Regions from separate parts of the Mus musculus genome. Here region 1 is linked to region 2. A link is a loop called in an ENCODE intact Hi-C map of the cell type or tissue named here. Cell type or tissue: heart. All regions are shown on one strand. Links, peaks and the distances in the headings refer to the core of each region. The heading gives the core; the rest is flanking DNA.

Region 1 (8,274 bases), core at 1,440-5,439, 65 kb after region 2:
TTTTTCATGGTTATTTTTTAGTTCCGTGACATTGCCTTAATGGCACAGGAGACTGATTCTCACTTAAGGACAGCTAGCACATCCTTGACTAGAAATCAAAACTCTGAGATGCTTCAGTATGGCCACTAAGAAATTTTCGAGTTTTAGAGAATTTTGGGTCTGGGATTTCTACAATTAGGGATGGTTAAATGTCCAAGATCACACAGATGTCCCCAAGTCTGAAAAGTTCTAAAATATGATACAGTATTGGTTTCTGGCATTTAAAGTGGTTTTCATAACTATTAATATTTACTTTTAGAGGACTTTGTGTTCGTTTTTGATCCACTGAAGCAGTGTTATAAAAAAATCTATAAGGGCTGGAGAGCTGGCCCAGGAGTTAGGAACACTTGTCCTTGCAGAGGACCAGAACCTGATTCCCAGCACCTGCATGGCAACTCACAAGTATTTATAACTCTAACCCCAGGGGGATCCAATGCCTTCTTCCGACCGCCAGTCATACAGACGTACATCCAGGCAAAACACCCAAATACAAAAGTTAAAAGAAAAGTAGCATATAACTAAAATCGTTAAGAATAAAGCTCCCACCCATTCACTTGCTTTTCAAGAAATGCTGATGGAGTTCTTTATCTTTAGGTTTTGGGGAACAGATAAATCATGAATTACAGATGCCTACCCTTGTTGAGCTTAATCCTAGTTAAGGAGATAGACAGATAACAAGATAAAAATTCTGGCAAGTGTGATGAATGTAACTGGGAGCAGTCGAACACTCACAGGAAGATGGGAGTTATTTTTTTCATATTTTAAAGAACAGCTCTAAGACTGATTGGAGCTCTGCTTATATTAAGATGCATCCAAACTGTTAAGTAAACATTGTATCACTACACCGTAATTAATTCTAACTTAAAGTAGAGATTAATATGTCCATTTGTAGAAGTTAATAGATTGAAACAGTGAGTGTTTTTATAGATCTCTGGGCATCTCTACTGAAAACACAATAAGACACTGAGAAGATGGCTCAGAGGGTAAAATGTTTGCCACACAAGCATGAAGACCTAGAACTCATGGAAAAGTGGTGGGTATGTGTCTAATCTACCCCCGAGGGTGCAGACACAGGCAGGTCCTTGAAGTTCATTCACAGGCCACTCTACCCAAATTGATAACGCTTCAGGTTCAGTGAGAGACCCTGTCTCAGAAATAAGGTGTAAAGAGATTGAGAAAAGATACCCGATATTGACTTTAGGTACATACACTACACCCCCCACACCCCACAAACACACACACACACACACACACACACACACACACACACACACCAATTAAATAAAGTATCAATTTCAGTAAAACACCAACTTTATGGTAACAAAATTAAAGATTCCTTGAGTTTAAAAAGCTAGCATTAAATAGGAAAATACTCATTTCTACCCCTCAACCTCCACAAACCCAGAGACAAACAAAATATTCACCAACCACTAAATACCCTAAGGGCCTAATTGTCTGTTATACTCAACTCACTGTATTGGTTCTGAAAGTCCCAACTGGTGAAGATATAATAGGCTATTCATTCCTTTAGTACAAAAACTGACAAACAGGTCAGAAGGAAGCAGCAGAGAACAAAGGGAGCAGCGAGTCCTGGGGTGACAAGCAGCAGGCACCGTTTCTAAAGGACCACCGTTAACCTGGCGACCACAGCTCTGCAGACCAATAGCGAAGGGCCATTTATAGCTCAGTTCCCACGAGGGCACAACTGTGCTCTGTACAGCACGTCGGAGGGGGACAGAGAGTTTATTGTTGAACAATGGTAGTGGCTCCCCGCAGGAAGTAGGGTGAATGTCTGGGTTAGCGGCACTGGTGACTTCATTGATCTGACCTGGGTAAGGATCAGACAGGACTCTGAACAGGAAGAGTTGTGGGTGGTTTATTCATGAGAACTGTGCTTTTTATGGGTTTTGCTTTTTTAGTAGTGAAAGCATTACCCAAGATGTTTCCTTGCTTACTGTCTATCCTGAGATTTTTGTTTCAGGGAGCGAACTTGATGGGGAACAAAATATCCACCTTCCTGTAAGGACAAAGGGTTTCTGGGAAGCTGCCAGTCACTGTCTCGGGTTTGAATTGTAAAAACCAACAGACGCTTCTTCGGAAAGGATTCTGTAAACCTTTTCTGTTGTTGTTTTTTAAGTTAACCAATAGTCTGCGAGAAAGCAACTGTTAACTCGTTTTGTTATTTATCTGTGTTTCCCAACCCGTGTGCCGAGGGGCTCTGGGACAGCGTGTTAAGTCCGAGGGCAGCTCCAGAGTTGGCGGCATACATTGTCCATCGTGGGGGACACGCCTGTAGAGCCCTGTGCCAGTATTAGCCGGAAGCAGGTCCTACTACATCAGCATTCAACTGCACCACGTTCTCTTGATGACCTCATCTCAATGCTAAAGTGAGAACAGGAAGGGAGGGTGGTGGGGTCTATGCTGACGCCACAGCCTGATGTTCTGCAATACTAAGAGATACAGAGATGATCTCGTAATACGTTTTTACAAGGTTATTTAAGAAGGAAATAAAAGTAGTGCTTTTTACTGTATAAGTGTTTGTCCAACAGTGACTAAGTCATTAGTCCATAAATAGTTATATTGTCTGGGGTCAAATGACCTAACAAACAAATAGCACCATTGAGCACTTGTATTATAACACAGGCACTGTTAAGTACTTACTGGTACTCTAAGAGATTTACACGTTATTTGGGAACCTGTAATGTGTGTTCCATCCCATGGACACCCACACACAGTTTTGAATTTATTATTTGCCGTTTGCTTCACATATTATGGAAGTCGTATAGAATATTATTTAAATTTTGTAATAAACAATTTGCTTTTACTTGACCTTCCATATTTTTAAGCCAGCCCTCTAAGGACTTGCCGCTCTTCCCCTTTCGTCGGAGGTCTGGTCAGACTCCTCGCACAGCCTGCTTGTTTAGATAGCCAGTATCCGGCAGTTCCATGGGCTACACCCCTGGAAAACGATTCCCAGGATCAAAGAACAGGGACTTTCTAATGCCTGTATTATCCAGATGGAGGGTGTGCATGCCAAGCTGCCCCTTACAAGACATTATATTGATTCCTTTCCCTTGAGAGTGTTTGAGATTACCTCAGCCAAACCAAGGACTGCATTGGGGAATTCAGTCATTGGTGCTCAGGGTTGTGAACCAGCCAAAGATGTCCCTCCTTCCCAACCACGGAGTAAGTGCAAGGCCAGTGAGAAAGCTGGCTGAGTCTGTGCTGGCCAGAAGTGCGCAGAGCCTCCAGTTCAGGAACTGCAGCAGGAGCTAGCGGTTGCTCAGAGCAGCATTTGAGAGTGGCCACACAGGAAAGAGGAAAGCCGTTGCTAGGAAACTTCTCCTTTTGGCTCATTCCAGGCTTATCTAAACAGGACCCTCCTCCACAGGTTGCACTGGAGAACAAGGATGTAGCTCAGTGGTACAGTGCTGTCTGAGCATGACAAAGCTCATCATTTGATCCCATTACCAAACAAACTCAGTGTGAGTGGAACATGCCTGTAATGAGAGGCAGAGAGCCAAGGTCTGGGTCCAGGGAGGTAGCTTAATTACATGTTGCTAGCTGTCCATGTAAGCCTAAGAGCTGAGTTCAAGTCTCCAAGATCCTTAAAAGCTAAGCATGGTAACATGAGCCTATAAGCCCTGTGTCAGGGTCAGAGAAAGGGAGAGATCCCTGGGGCCTGCTGCCCAGTCAGTCTGGCTAACTCAGTGAGCAACCCTGTCTCTAAAAAGAAAATTAAAGAGGGCAAGCAGTGAAGACAGCACATGACACTGTTAAACTCTGGCCATCACACACGCACACACACACACACGCACACACACAGAGAGATGCACCTCATGTGCATGAACACAGAGAGAGCACACACTGATACACACAGAGACATATACAAACAGAGAGATTAGACAAACACAGACACATACATACACACACATATGCACAGAGAGACACACACATACACACAGATGCACCTCATGTGCATGCACACAGAGAGAGCACACACTGAGACACAGACAAACATATACATACAGATAGACAAACACAGACACACACACATATGTACAGAGAGACACACACAAACACACACACAGATGCACCTCATGTGCATGCACACAGAGAGAGCACACACTGAGACACAGACAGACATATACATACAGATAGACAAACACAGACACACACATAAGTACAGAGAGACAGACACACACAAAGACAGAAAGGGGCTTATCCAAGGTCATTTTTATGGCCAACCTTGACTTCCTGACACCTTACCTCACCACACACACACACCTATGCACCACATGAATGCACATGGAGACATACATACAGAGATATAGACACACACACGTACAGAAAGAAACAGACAGATACACACAAAGACAGAGTTATCAATGGTCATTTTCAAGGCCAACCTCGGCTACCTGAGACCCTGCCCCATCACACACACACACACACACACACACACACACACACACACACTTCACCCTGTACTGCAATTCCATTCTACCTCCGTAAGATGAGACAAATGACCCAAGACAGGAGTTGACGTTGGGGATGCTTTTGGAAGGACAAACTTCAGGATAAAGATCAAGCAAGATCTTTTCCTCTGCAGTCCCCAGCATCTGTGTTTCCATCTCTGACCAAATATGCATCTCTTTAAATATTTAATTGACTCCTAAGCTGATATTTTCAGTTCTGTCTCAAGAAGGAAATGTGTTATGTGTTTTAGGCTTAGAACATGGAAGCTATGTGTATATCTTGGAAATGTTTCCGTTTTAAGAAAGCTCTGAAGCCCCTTTTCAGCCCTTTAGGAGATGAGCCATCTTGTACAGCTTCATCTCTTTTCAGCCCTTTAGGAGATGAGCCATCTTGTACAGCCTTGTACAGCTTCATCTCTGGAACGTCCTGAGCACATAAGCGTTTGTGGGCGTGGGCATTTCACAGGATGCTATATGCACTGCCCCCCCCCTTTTTTTAAGAAGATGAATATCCACCTTTTCTCAGTTTATGCACAGAGCTGACAAGATGTCTCAGTGGGCAAGGCACTTGGCGGGAGGGTGTAAAGCTGGATGCGGCGCCCCAGCTGCATGCAGACCCAACAGTCATGGCAACTCAGCTCTAATCCTAGAGACAGGGATCCCTGGAGTGACCAGGCTTGCTTGGGTAGCCCAGTCCTCAAGCTCCAAGTTCAAGTGAGAGGCCCTGCTTCATTATTAGGGATGCAGATTAATAGACAGGACAGTTAATATCAGCTTCTGGATTCAGCATGTGTGTGCTTGCATGCATCCAAGCTCGCCTGCACATGCACCCATGCATGCAAATGTGCACACACGGACAACAAAAAGACATTTAACATTTTATAAGTTTTCCTTTTAAAATTGTGCTCCAAAATCTCTAAAACCAAATGCCCACCCAGTTGATCATGAAAAGATGAGTGGACTCCTTCAGAGGCCCAGTTGACTCTAAATTGAAATTAAAGCTAGTGGATAGGCTTCAAAGCAGGCTGACTACAGGAATTCGGGTATACACTTCACTTCCTCACCCTTACCTGGTTCTCTCTACGCAGACCCACCCACTGGTCCCACCCTTCTCAGAAGGGAAACAGAGGGCTGCTGTGGTCTGTCCATCTGTCCATCCACGATCTGCCACAGAAAAGGCCTCAGCTCTTTGTGTAGAGAATTTTGGCGCTGAGAAAGTCTTCCTGTGCCCCTCTTGCTCGAGATGGTTCCCTGGGGATCCGCATTGGAGAATCCTGCTAAAGTCTGAGTTTATCAGCATCGTCTTAGGTGGCTGTAGGGACAGAGGAGAGTGTCTCCTGCCTTGTGACTTGTACTCAGGAGAAGCAACAGAATTTCTCAGGGGCTTAGGAGAATATGAACGTTACATCAGTTTTTGTTATGTTGACTATCATCATTTTCTTTGTCATTTTTAAAGATCCAGGTCTCCTAACAGAACACTGGATGTATTTAGATTCCTGAGGTGTATTCCAGTGATTGGCTGCAATTACAGAAATTTAATGTGACATGGTTAGAACAAGACTCCCTAAAGGCACAGGAATGGGGACCATCTTGAATAGGTAGTTCCCTTGCCTGGTGTCTAAGCACAGAAAACCATGGTGGTTCTTGACTCTCTTCCTTCGGAAATAAAACCCATTCGAATGCTACAAGTTCTGGTCTCTGGTTTTTTGGAATAAGTAGGAACTTGATTTCTTTCAACCTTCACTTTTATTCTCAGACCTTCATCCAATTAACACACTATCTGATCTATGAGAACACTGTAACTTAAGTAAATCCAGTGCTAATGCTTACTCAATCAGCCCAGCGTTTAAAGAGCTCTGCCAGCTTATAAACATTTACAAGGCTTCAGAGATGAACGAAACGTGTAGTCACTGCCTATAAGAACTTTAGAAAGCCCAGGTCTGAAAATCAGCCAAGTGCTCGAGTGGACTGTGAGCAGTTGCCTGGGAGCAGCCTCCAGCCTGGGGTTCAAAAGAACTTCCTGAAGAGCTGCTGGGTCTATCTAGGTCTCATACGGGCAGTAGACATCGGAGGGCTGCTAGCCTGGAAGTCCACATCGAATGCAAGCCTTTGGCCAGGTGTTCCAACTACTCCGACGTATCCTTTCCAACTTGTAACTGCCAGCCCAGGGTGGTTGGTCTCCTTGCTGAGTATGTGGTACTTTGATAGGTCTCCAGGGTGCTGCATCATGCCTGTGCTTGGAACCGTGCCCCACTGCCTGCTGTCTGTTCTGAGCAGTGTTGGGGAGGTGAGATGCTAGACGTCCTAACCACTCCCCCAACACATTGACAACTGATGGTCCTCAGTCCCCAGTCTGCCTTCCCTGGCCTTCTTTTAATTTAAATTTTTCTTACCGTTTAACAATTTCCTATCTCTCATCCTTCATCCCTTCTTTCTGGGGCAAGTCCTCCCCCTACTTTACTACTTCATGTCTCTGTGTGTGTGCCTGCGTGTGTGTGTGCCTGTGTGTGTGTGTGTGTGCCTGTGTGTGTGTGTGCCTGTGTGTGTGCCTGTGTGTGTGTGTGTGTGCCTGTGTGTGTGTGCCTGTGTGTGTGTATGTGCCTATGTGTGTGTGTGTGCCTGTGTGTGTGTATGTGCCTGTGTATGTGTGCCTGTGTGTATGTATGTGCCTGTGTGTGTATGTGCCTGTGTGTGTGTGTGTGCCTGTGTATGTGCCTGTGTGTGTGTATGTGCCTATGTGTGTGTGTGTGCCTGTGTGTGTGTGCCTGTGTATGTGCCTGTGTATGTGTGCCTGTGTGTATGTATGTGCCTGTGTGTGTATGTGCCTGTGTGTGTGTGTGTGCCTCTGTATGTGCCTGTGTGTGTGTATGTGCCTATGTGTGTGTGTGCCTGTGTATGTGTGCCTGTGTGTATGTATGTGCCTGTGTGTGTGTATGTGCCTGTGTGTGTGTATGTGCCTGTGTGTGTGTGTGCTTGTGCATGTGCATTTGTGTGGGTGGTGTGTGGGTGGGTGTGTGCGTGTGCATATGTGGGTGCATGTATTTGTTTGAGCCAGCATTTGGATGATGTTTCTCAGTTCTTTAGCTATGCCCATTCATGACATGTTCCATATACAGACAGACACATGGGAACATTATTGTTTATATTTACTTAAAATTCATACATTAATTATACTTGATTCTTGGAAAATCATGAATAGTGATACCAGTTTTCTCATTTGCAAGATGTGGTTAAAAATAGATCTCATTTACCTAATGGGTTACATAATGTTGTGAAGTGCGTGTGTCTTATTAGAAGTAGTAACACTGTTATAGTTGTTGATAGGATTTGGAAATCATCATTACTATTCACAGGCATTGTATCTGCAGAAGGCTAAAATTTTCATAGCAGTGAAACTTTAGGTGGCTTTGGCTTTCTGAACCCAAACTTTTACTGCAATGGTTTTGAGGTTGTAGTACCTCGAAAAATACCCACTCTGCCCTTCCAGCTTTTGATCATCCTATTGTAAAAGAGCTACATGATAGTTGTGAGAGGAAAAACTCTTTTCTAGTAGCCAACAAGAGTGTCAAGATGGCAGCCCTGATGTCTGTATAGGGTTGGTTTGTCTGGAAAGGGAAAGTGCAGCATTGACTGACATCTGACCAAAACTGTATGGCTTCTAAACGCCACACAGAAGTTTCTAATAAAAGGGCTGTGTTTCTCTTAGGTATACTGAGACTCTTGTTTTTGAGAAGTCTGCACTACAAAATTCCCATTTAGT
Region 2 (8,274 bases), core at 2,461-6,460:
GCACGTGGATGTGTGTACATGTGTATGTGTACATGTGTTCATGTGTGTGCATGAGTGTGGTGGGGCTATTCTGTTAGATAGGCAGTGTACACAAATGGAAAGACTGTAGAGTGAAGAAAGATAATACTTTGTTTTACTGGCAAAAGACTTTTGTGGTCTTAAGCTAGAACAGTTGCAAAATGTAGCACAAGCATCCAGGCACTTTCACTGCTGCCGTGGTTGACTGTTGACTTTCTCCCAGTTTGGGGAGGTTTCATTGACTCATACCAGAAAATTGTTTAAAAGTCAAGTGGAATTGTTGACATTACAGAGACCATAATTAGATATCTAAGGACTAACTATAACTGGCCTGTGGGTTAAGGCACCCACCACAAGCCTGATTATCTGTGTTCCATTCCAGCATCCACACTGTGGAAGAAAAGAGGCAACTATTGTAAGTTGTTCTCTGAGCTCCACACATGTGCTTTGTCAATCATGTGAACACCCGTGAGAGAGCACGCGCACGTGCACATACACACACAGATAGAAAGAAAGAGAGAGAGAGAGAATAAATAAATGTAATAAAAATTTAAAAAGAGAATTGAGTAGAATTTAATAACTAAAAGACATTTTAAAGACTTTGTTCATTTATGGGTATGTATGTGTGCCTAAGTGAACTTACATGTACCATGTCAGTGTATGCACCTGCAGTGGATCCCGTGAGTCCTGAGATACAGGCAATTGTGAGCCACCACCACATTGGTGCTGAGAACTTAATCTTCTGCAATGCTGTTCAGGCTCTACTTCCTTGCCAGTAGGTGTAATCCCCTGAGTTCACAACCTGTGGGTTCAAGGTGGCCAGGCTGGGAACTAAGAGACCACTGGCTGCAGTGAGAACAGATTCTCAGGAGACATCTTCAGTGAGACAGCTCATTTTACTGGGGAGCGGGGAGGAACAAAAGCTACTTAAACCTTTGGGGGGTGAGTAGGGAATATGGGGTGAGTGTACATCATTGGTTCAGGCCTGAGTGCTGGGGATGCCTCATTTGCATGAAGAGGAATTCCTGCTGTTGGACACAACCTTATTAAGGGGAAAGGAGGTTCAACCTGGTTACCTACCAGCTAAGAGATCTCCTCTGGTGGGGCAAAGGTAGGGCACAGGGCTACTCGAGTGCGCAGGGGAAGCAAGGGAGCAATCCTATTCCTGCTCATACCAGCATGAGGTTTCTGGGATCCCACTTTTGCTCCAGGCCTGCTCCCCCACCCGCATGGCTCCCTGGCCCTACACTGCAAGAACAGTGAGCACGCTTAGCTGCTGACCTGCCTCTCCAGCCCGAACTTTCGGGAATTTTATAGATAATCCTCATGCCCAGTTCAACAAGATCATAAGACTCTTAAATGTTTCAGGCAGATTACATGTCTACTCAGACTTTGAAAGTCAGATCACAGATAACCTACTGGAACTGTTTCCTGGTTATTTGTTTAGATCCAATTGATACATTTTTACTGTGCGGTGCTCATGGTACTTTGAAATCACCAAGGGCTTGGCACATAATAGGCAAACAGGCCAGTCCTGAGCTACATCCCAGTCCCTCTGTGAATTATTAAGGACTAAAAAGAAGAAGTCGTTGGCACAGACCGTATGGAAGACAGTTTGAGCACTTCTTACCCAGTTCAGCATGGGTAGACTACAGGGCTAGGGCCATGAAGCAATTCAGTATGATACTGTAGTGATATAATCACACGTTGTAGCTTTGCAATATATAGACCTATGTAACACAGCAAACAGACCCCAATGTTACCTGTAGAATATAGTTAATAAGAGCATGCTAGCTCATTAATGATAACAAATATATCATACTCACACAAGGTGTTATTTAAATGTGAGAGCCAGAAGACAGGGAACTTTCCAACAATTTTTTTTATATAAGCCTAAAACTAGACTTACATTAAGGCTAACTACTTGGGGAAAAAAAAACTAAAAGTAAACAGAAGTAAGATTTTATGTGTGATATATATATATATATATATATATATATATATATATATATATATATATATATATATATATATAATAAAAAAGCATCCCCCCAAAAAGTAAAAACCCAAGGTAGCTTCCATCATGCAACATCTGAATGTTTGTTTCCGGTTTAACATTTTTCTGCCTGACCTACATTTTATTTCATCATTAGCTAATAACAAACACCAGGTTTAGCAATTCCCTGTGGTAGACATTTTGAGTGGTGAGTTAGAACTGCTTGCTACATGCCTGGTAGGCTCCCTTCTCCCTGGCCATATCCCACCTCTACCACACACTCTTGACCTCCAGGCCTAGACCCTAATTTGCTTTCACTAGCAGGCATTGGGACTAGTAGCCACTTTGCTAAGTATTTTATTTTTTTGTGTATCTTGTATCTCATGTATCTTGAGGTTCTCTTTGATAGAGAGGAAATGAAATCCTTTGGGAAGGAGGAGATTGCTATGGTACAGTCTGGCTCCAGCCTGCTTGTTAACAGCAAAGCTAGCATAAATGTTTGTGGTTGCCTTTCCCAAACTGCCCCCACCTGCCTGAGTGAGGCGATTGGAAATGCAGCTATTTGGAGAAGTTGCTACTGAAGTGATTGGGTCATTTTTTTCTGTGTTAAATGCCACCAACCCAACAGAACAGTAGCTGAAATGATACACTGTTGTAATCTCATTGTTATCGTATACACACTATCCTATCGTATATACATTATATGGGAAGTGTGTGCTCATCTAGTTAAGTCTCAATGTTCCAAACGGAGTTCTATATGGAGAAGTGATAAGATTCAAATGTATTACACTCTTGGCTTTGGAAATAGTATATTATTTTAGTGGTTAGCCATCTGGCTTCTCAAGTATGTTTGGCAGAAGGCAGTCCTGACATTTGGCTTCCATCTTTTAGGCTGCAGATATCTGTGATTCAGGAGAGAAGGGCACAGACCTTGCAAGGCAAAGCTAGTGTGGTGGATGATCGATCATTCCGACTACTTCTCAAAGAGGGCGTCTGCCTGCTGAGGGGCTAACGTAGACCATGTCTTCGGGAGTCAGTGCTTGCTCACTCTGTAATGAAACTTTGGGATATTTGAAGTTATGGTTTCTCTTCTTTAGCTTAAGAGCCTTGTAAGCATCTCCTACATTATAGAGAGGCTAAAGAAGGAACAAATGTCTGTGTGTTCTCTTCTTAATATAATCAATCAAATATCAAGGTAGTTAGAGAAATATTAATTCAGTATGGATTTAGTCCTAAGCCAACCAAAGTATTCTTAACACTTGAAAAGTTAATTATCACATAAATATTTTAAAAATTCGCATTGAAATTAGTCCCTAGTGAAAGTGTAAAATGTAACGCGAAGCTCTCCCGCTTCGGAATGCTTTCCTAAGTGTATCCAAGTTCATGGGAATGTAAAGAGCTTGGCTCTGGTCCCTTTTGGTCTGTGATATTTATTTGCAAGTTTTTGTAATAAAGTTAATTAAAAATTAAAAATTCAAAAAACTTCGTGCAACTTGTTTACCTCTTTAAGACGAGGAACATAGGGCATTGTGGGTAGAATTGCTTTACAACCCACTGCAGGTTCTTTTGTGAGGCGAAATGAATTCTCCAAACAATATCCTTTGATTGACTTCAACATATCTTATATTAAACTATATTTGGACCTAAGCCATAATTAGTACATAAGGAACTTTTAAAATTAATGTACACTTGTGACCTATAAGATTAATTTAAAAATATTTAACTCAGTATAAAATATTCATTCATACTTATTTTCAGATTTCCTGTTGCATTTTGGAAATACTTCCTCTGTTTCTTTTTCTTTTTTTCCCTTTTCTGTACTGTTTGTGTCACTGTTTTGCCCACCAGGAATGAAATAGAGGTTTGATCTGCCACATCCGCTTGTATCTGATGGGCTGCACATCCCCTGATATAGACAATGAACTTGAAGATGTTTGGGAAAAACTGATCTGTGCTGAGCATACACAGACCCTGCTTTCCTTGTCATTCCCTAGGCAGGATGGCATGGCTGTTTACGTGGCTTTTACATTATGTTAGCCTTGTGAGGACTCTGCAGCGCATTTAAAGTTCACAGGTGGATTTGTGGGTTACATGCAGATGTCGGGCCATTTTATATAAGGCGTTTGAGCCTTCTTGGAACTGGACATTCACGAGTCCCCACAGACACTCAGGGACTGCTTTGATTGTTTTCCTAGTGCCACTGTTTGACTAATTCTTATCCCATAGTTGACCTTTTAAAAAAAAAAAAAACTCTGTGTGTGTGTGTGTGTGTGTGTGTGTGCGCTTATCTTCCTTTCTGTAAGAGATCATGAATGCCAGTGCTGAGCCTAGGGAAAATATCAAAACAAACACGACCTTTGATCCTTCCAGAGATAACCATCATCTCTTAGTCATACAGATAAAATTTCTTAGTCATATCTAACCATAGATACACACGTGCACTTTGCCAGAAATTGTTAAAATATGTGTACACAAACTTGTATCATTTTAAGGGGAAAAGGGAGCTCGGTATTGCTTCAGAGTGGTAGCTCTGCTCCCTGGATTCTTCACAGGGACCTGTCAGTCATTCTAGAGCCAGCACCTGGCTCAGGCTCTGCCGTGACATTTTCAGTTGATCCTTCCTTGTTTTCTTGGCTAGTTGCCCTTCAAACAGAAAGTTCATCGCCTCTCCTCAGCTGCTAATGTGATTTACTTCGTGTGTCTAGGAAGTCAGGATGGTTGCTGATTTTATTGTTTAGAGAGGACTGGCTTCTTGGTCTGAAGCCAGGGTGTTCCCAGCTGATAGAAAACGGAACCCAGCAGCCCCCATTTCAGAGATTGCCAGGCTTATGACTCAAAGATACTTTACAGGCCAGGTTAAGCAATTGTTAGGCCCCTCCTGGCACACGTCAGATGCGATGATTGTCTATTGATTGTAATCCAAAGATTATTTTGGCCCTCATCTACAAACACAGATGCCTTTTGATCAGGAAAAAAAAATGCATTGTGATAACTAACCTGCTGCCTGTACTTGAAAAGTAGTGTCTGAATTAGTGACTACTGTTCTGATTCTATGTTAGAATGTGTAATTTCCTTAATTTTCAGAACGGGAAGTGCAGTATGTGCTTTCTGAACTCAGACCCACAGCAAGCAGTTGTTTAATACAAATGAAAAGGAGATAGTGGCTGAGCTCTGTACAGTGGCAGTGTTACAGTATCTTCCCCCAAGATGAAACATAGTATCATTTCTCACAGGTGATGGAGAGCCACCTTGTCATAGAAAAGGGAGACCTAACTAATAAAGCCTTTGAACAAGCAAGCAGTTGTCCAGATAGCCTGGAAGATGTTAGCACCAGTGGCTGAAAGCTGTCAGGAGCCTCTCGACACCAGGTCTTATTTTCTTAGGTTCCTGACAAGTACCTGACCTCTTCATGCCTACACCAGCCGCACTTCAGCTTCTACTCAATATGAAATACCTAGGAGTGAGGAAGAGTGAGCCTTGGCAGCCAGCTCATTAGGGTGGATTGTTTTCTTTACAGATAATTGGCATCCTAAAAGGAGAACTCGTTTAAATAAGTAGTTGTAAAGCATTTTAGTTGGGCATCAGCAGTTGTGCTATTTGTGTGTGTGTGTGTGTGTGTGTAATACTCCAAGAAACTTACTATTTTATCAAAAGGCACAACTCTAAAAATGAAACCTACTGACGAGTTTCTATGGCAACCACTCCTGAAATGTATCTGGCTGGTGTGTGTCTTTTCATAATTTTTCTTTGCATGCTTTAAGGAGTTCCTTGAATTTTTGTTCCTGTGATGGGTGGATAGATGGATAATTGACAGAGGGAGCTACATTTCCCTGGGAAGAATTTAAGACTTATGAAAATTCCATAGATTTATAAGGAATATTATTTTGTGCTTAGCATAAATAAATTTGACTAAGGAAGATATCTATTGCTTTGATTTAGTCTAAACAGTAATGAGGCCCATTAAGTATTAATGCATGACCAATTGCTTTTTAAATTCAGACTCATTGGCTGTCCCTGCAAGACCTTGTTGGGTGTTCCACTTTATTCTGTGATCATTCCACACACCCCCACACCCCCACGCCCCTAACACACACCTTTTTCAGAGCCTTCAGTCTCTGTCTCAATGGCGCTCTGCTCTGGACTTAACCTTCTCTATAGCCTTCTTCCTTGTCAGAGGGTTTGTGGCCAGAACACACGGTAGATCTTGATATTTCCTAACAGGTTCATTCAGAAAAGTTGGCAAGAAGGGACTGTGGTGTAATTCGGTGGTTTGGAGGGGTTGTTCTGGGAGACATTTCTGTTCTCTCAAGCTCTGTCATGCTACAAGCCCAATAGATATGGCTAGATGCTCTTGCAATACAAAACATGCTCACCGAGAGTAGTGGTGTCACAGCGAGCTCTCAGCACTTATCTGGTTAAAACCAGAAGGAACCATTCTGTGAGGTATCTAAAGTGGCAGGAAATAGAGGGAGTCTAAGGAAATAAACTATCCTGGGCCCAACAGCTGGGGAATTTTGTGTGGCTTACAGAGAAGTCAGAGAACCAGGATGTCTCTGAGCCTGTTAGATACATTTGGTCCTAGCAGCATGTAGTAGGAAATGAATATTTAACTTTGAAACACTTTTTTGTACTTTAAACTCCTCCCAGGCCTTAAAAACACTCTCCCTGATGTTCCTGGGTAAGGGAGAATAGCTTTGCCTAGGCTCCTGGCCACATAGTCTCCAGCTTTAACATTTAGCCCCAGTCCCTTCAAGACACAGACAGCCTTTTCCACTCAGCGATCAGAACTTGGTGATTTGCTTAGCCTAGCTGGCCAGGAATAGGCCCTCTATGTCCGTGCTACCAGGACTGGGATTGCAGCAGTTCACTGTCGCTCTGCCTTTAGTGTGTGCAAGCCCTGGGATAAACTTCATCCACTGAGCCTTCCCCACAGCCTCATGCATCGTCTTGGTGTGACTTGTTTAATCACAGCAACTTCTATAAATCAGCAGCTGTACTAACCAAGACTTTTTCTATTGAAAAGTGCAGACCACTTAGTGCTTTGTTATATTTGATATTGGGCCAGGCAGCTGGCTATAGCCATGGTTGTCCCCTTTGATGGACAGGAGCAGCATTTCACAAAGGAAGCAAGGCAGAGATGAGCAAACAGAGATCACAGCAGGCAGTGGAGGTTTAGAAAAGGTGAGATCATTGGCCCAGGGTGGCTTAGCTGGTAAGTGGTAAAAGTCAGACTGGCTTCCAAAGCCATTCGGAGTCTACCATGAAAGACATGAGCTTTATGCAAGCGTGCATGGTACTTCGGCCACCTCATTAGCATTAGGATATGGGACTGTTGGCCAAGATGGCTTCCCTCATTGCTGCTTGTCCTCAACACCTACAGTGACACCTTCAGTGAGCGATCAACTGTACCTTGCTATCTTTCTTCCAAAACTGTTAGACTATTGTATGGCCAGCTTCATTCATTTGACATTTTTATTGCTTTCCACTTCAAAAAGCAACCTTTTTCTTGACTTGGCCTCTGATTCTGGAGAAATCTTGACTGAGGTCCTGTGAACAGACAAGAGCTTTTCCAAGCTGTTTTCGTGCAGAGCTCTGCCCTTCCAGGAAGTGTCTCTTCATCAGTGTTCATCAGTTGAGGCAGCAGACTCTAGACATGGCATGTCTTCGTGCTCACTGTCACCTCTCAGTCTTACTGTATGGACTCTCAGGGGGCGTGCTGCATGGAAGACAGCCTAGACTTTGCTCTTGATCTGTTTATGAAGACATTACAGTGTTTTTTCAGCATTCCTGGAATCAGTGACTGAAGCTCTGACCCTTGATGTGTTTAGTCTTTACATGTGTTCATCTCTACATCAAAAACAGAGGAAGCCACAGGAAATTGCTGCCTGTATTTCCAGGAAACTGAACTACATCACCAGCTGCCCAATCTGCACAGCCCAGAGTACCCTGGTGCAGGCATCTGTGGCTGATGAAGGTGGAGATAAGGAGACGAGGAGTGGGACTCTCCTCATCCTGTCGCTTCTCACTGTAGGCCCAGGGAACGCACGTAGAATGCATGTCTGGGCTTAAGGAAAATTAAAAAAAAAACAACTTCAACCCTCAGTTTCTGAGAGCATGAATACTGGGTGAAGCGAGCTGTGTCCTGTGCCTGGCACACGCCGTTACAGTACTACTGTCTCATCACCAGGGACTGAAGGGACATCATGTGAGCCTGTGGACGGAGTGGGGACTCTAAAGACAATAAGCTACACTGACCACCA

Evidence for each region. Peaks named below come from ENCODE experiments on the same cell type or tissue, not always from the same donor. Only the 100,000 strongest peaks of a DNase experiment are listed, where the experiment ranks them.
Region 1: a loop joins it to region 2, with 2.2 times the contacts of the local background. A loop is called at or near these places in 3 of 42 quality-filtered maps.

Annotation. Positions count from the first base shown.
Region 1 is chr4:32,349,680-32,357,953 of GRCm38, forward strand. It overlaps a transcript of Bach2 not described here. Among named protein-coding and RNA genes, the nearest start is that of Bach2, 64 kb to the right of the region's middle. In heart, for the core only: no CTCF peak of the experiment used is centred there; DNase peaks (open chromatin) are centred at 1,782, 2,362 and 3,332; H3K4me3 peaks cover 777 bases; H3K27ac peaks cover 2,387 bases.
Region 2 is chr4:32,283,755-32,292,028 of GRCm38, forward strand. It overlaps a transcript of Bach2 not described here. Among named protein-coding and RNA genes, the nearest start is that of n-TGccc3, 58 kb to the left of the region's middle. In heart, for the core only: no CTCF peak of the experiment used is centred there; a DNase peak (open chromatin) is centred at 4,727; H3K4me3 peaks cover 373 bases; H3K27ac peaks cover 2,002 bases.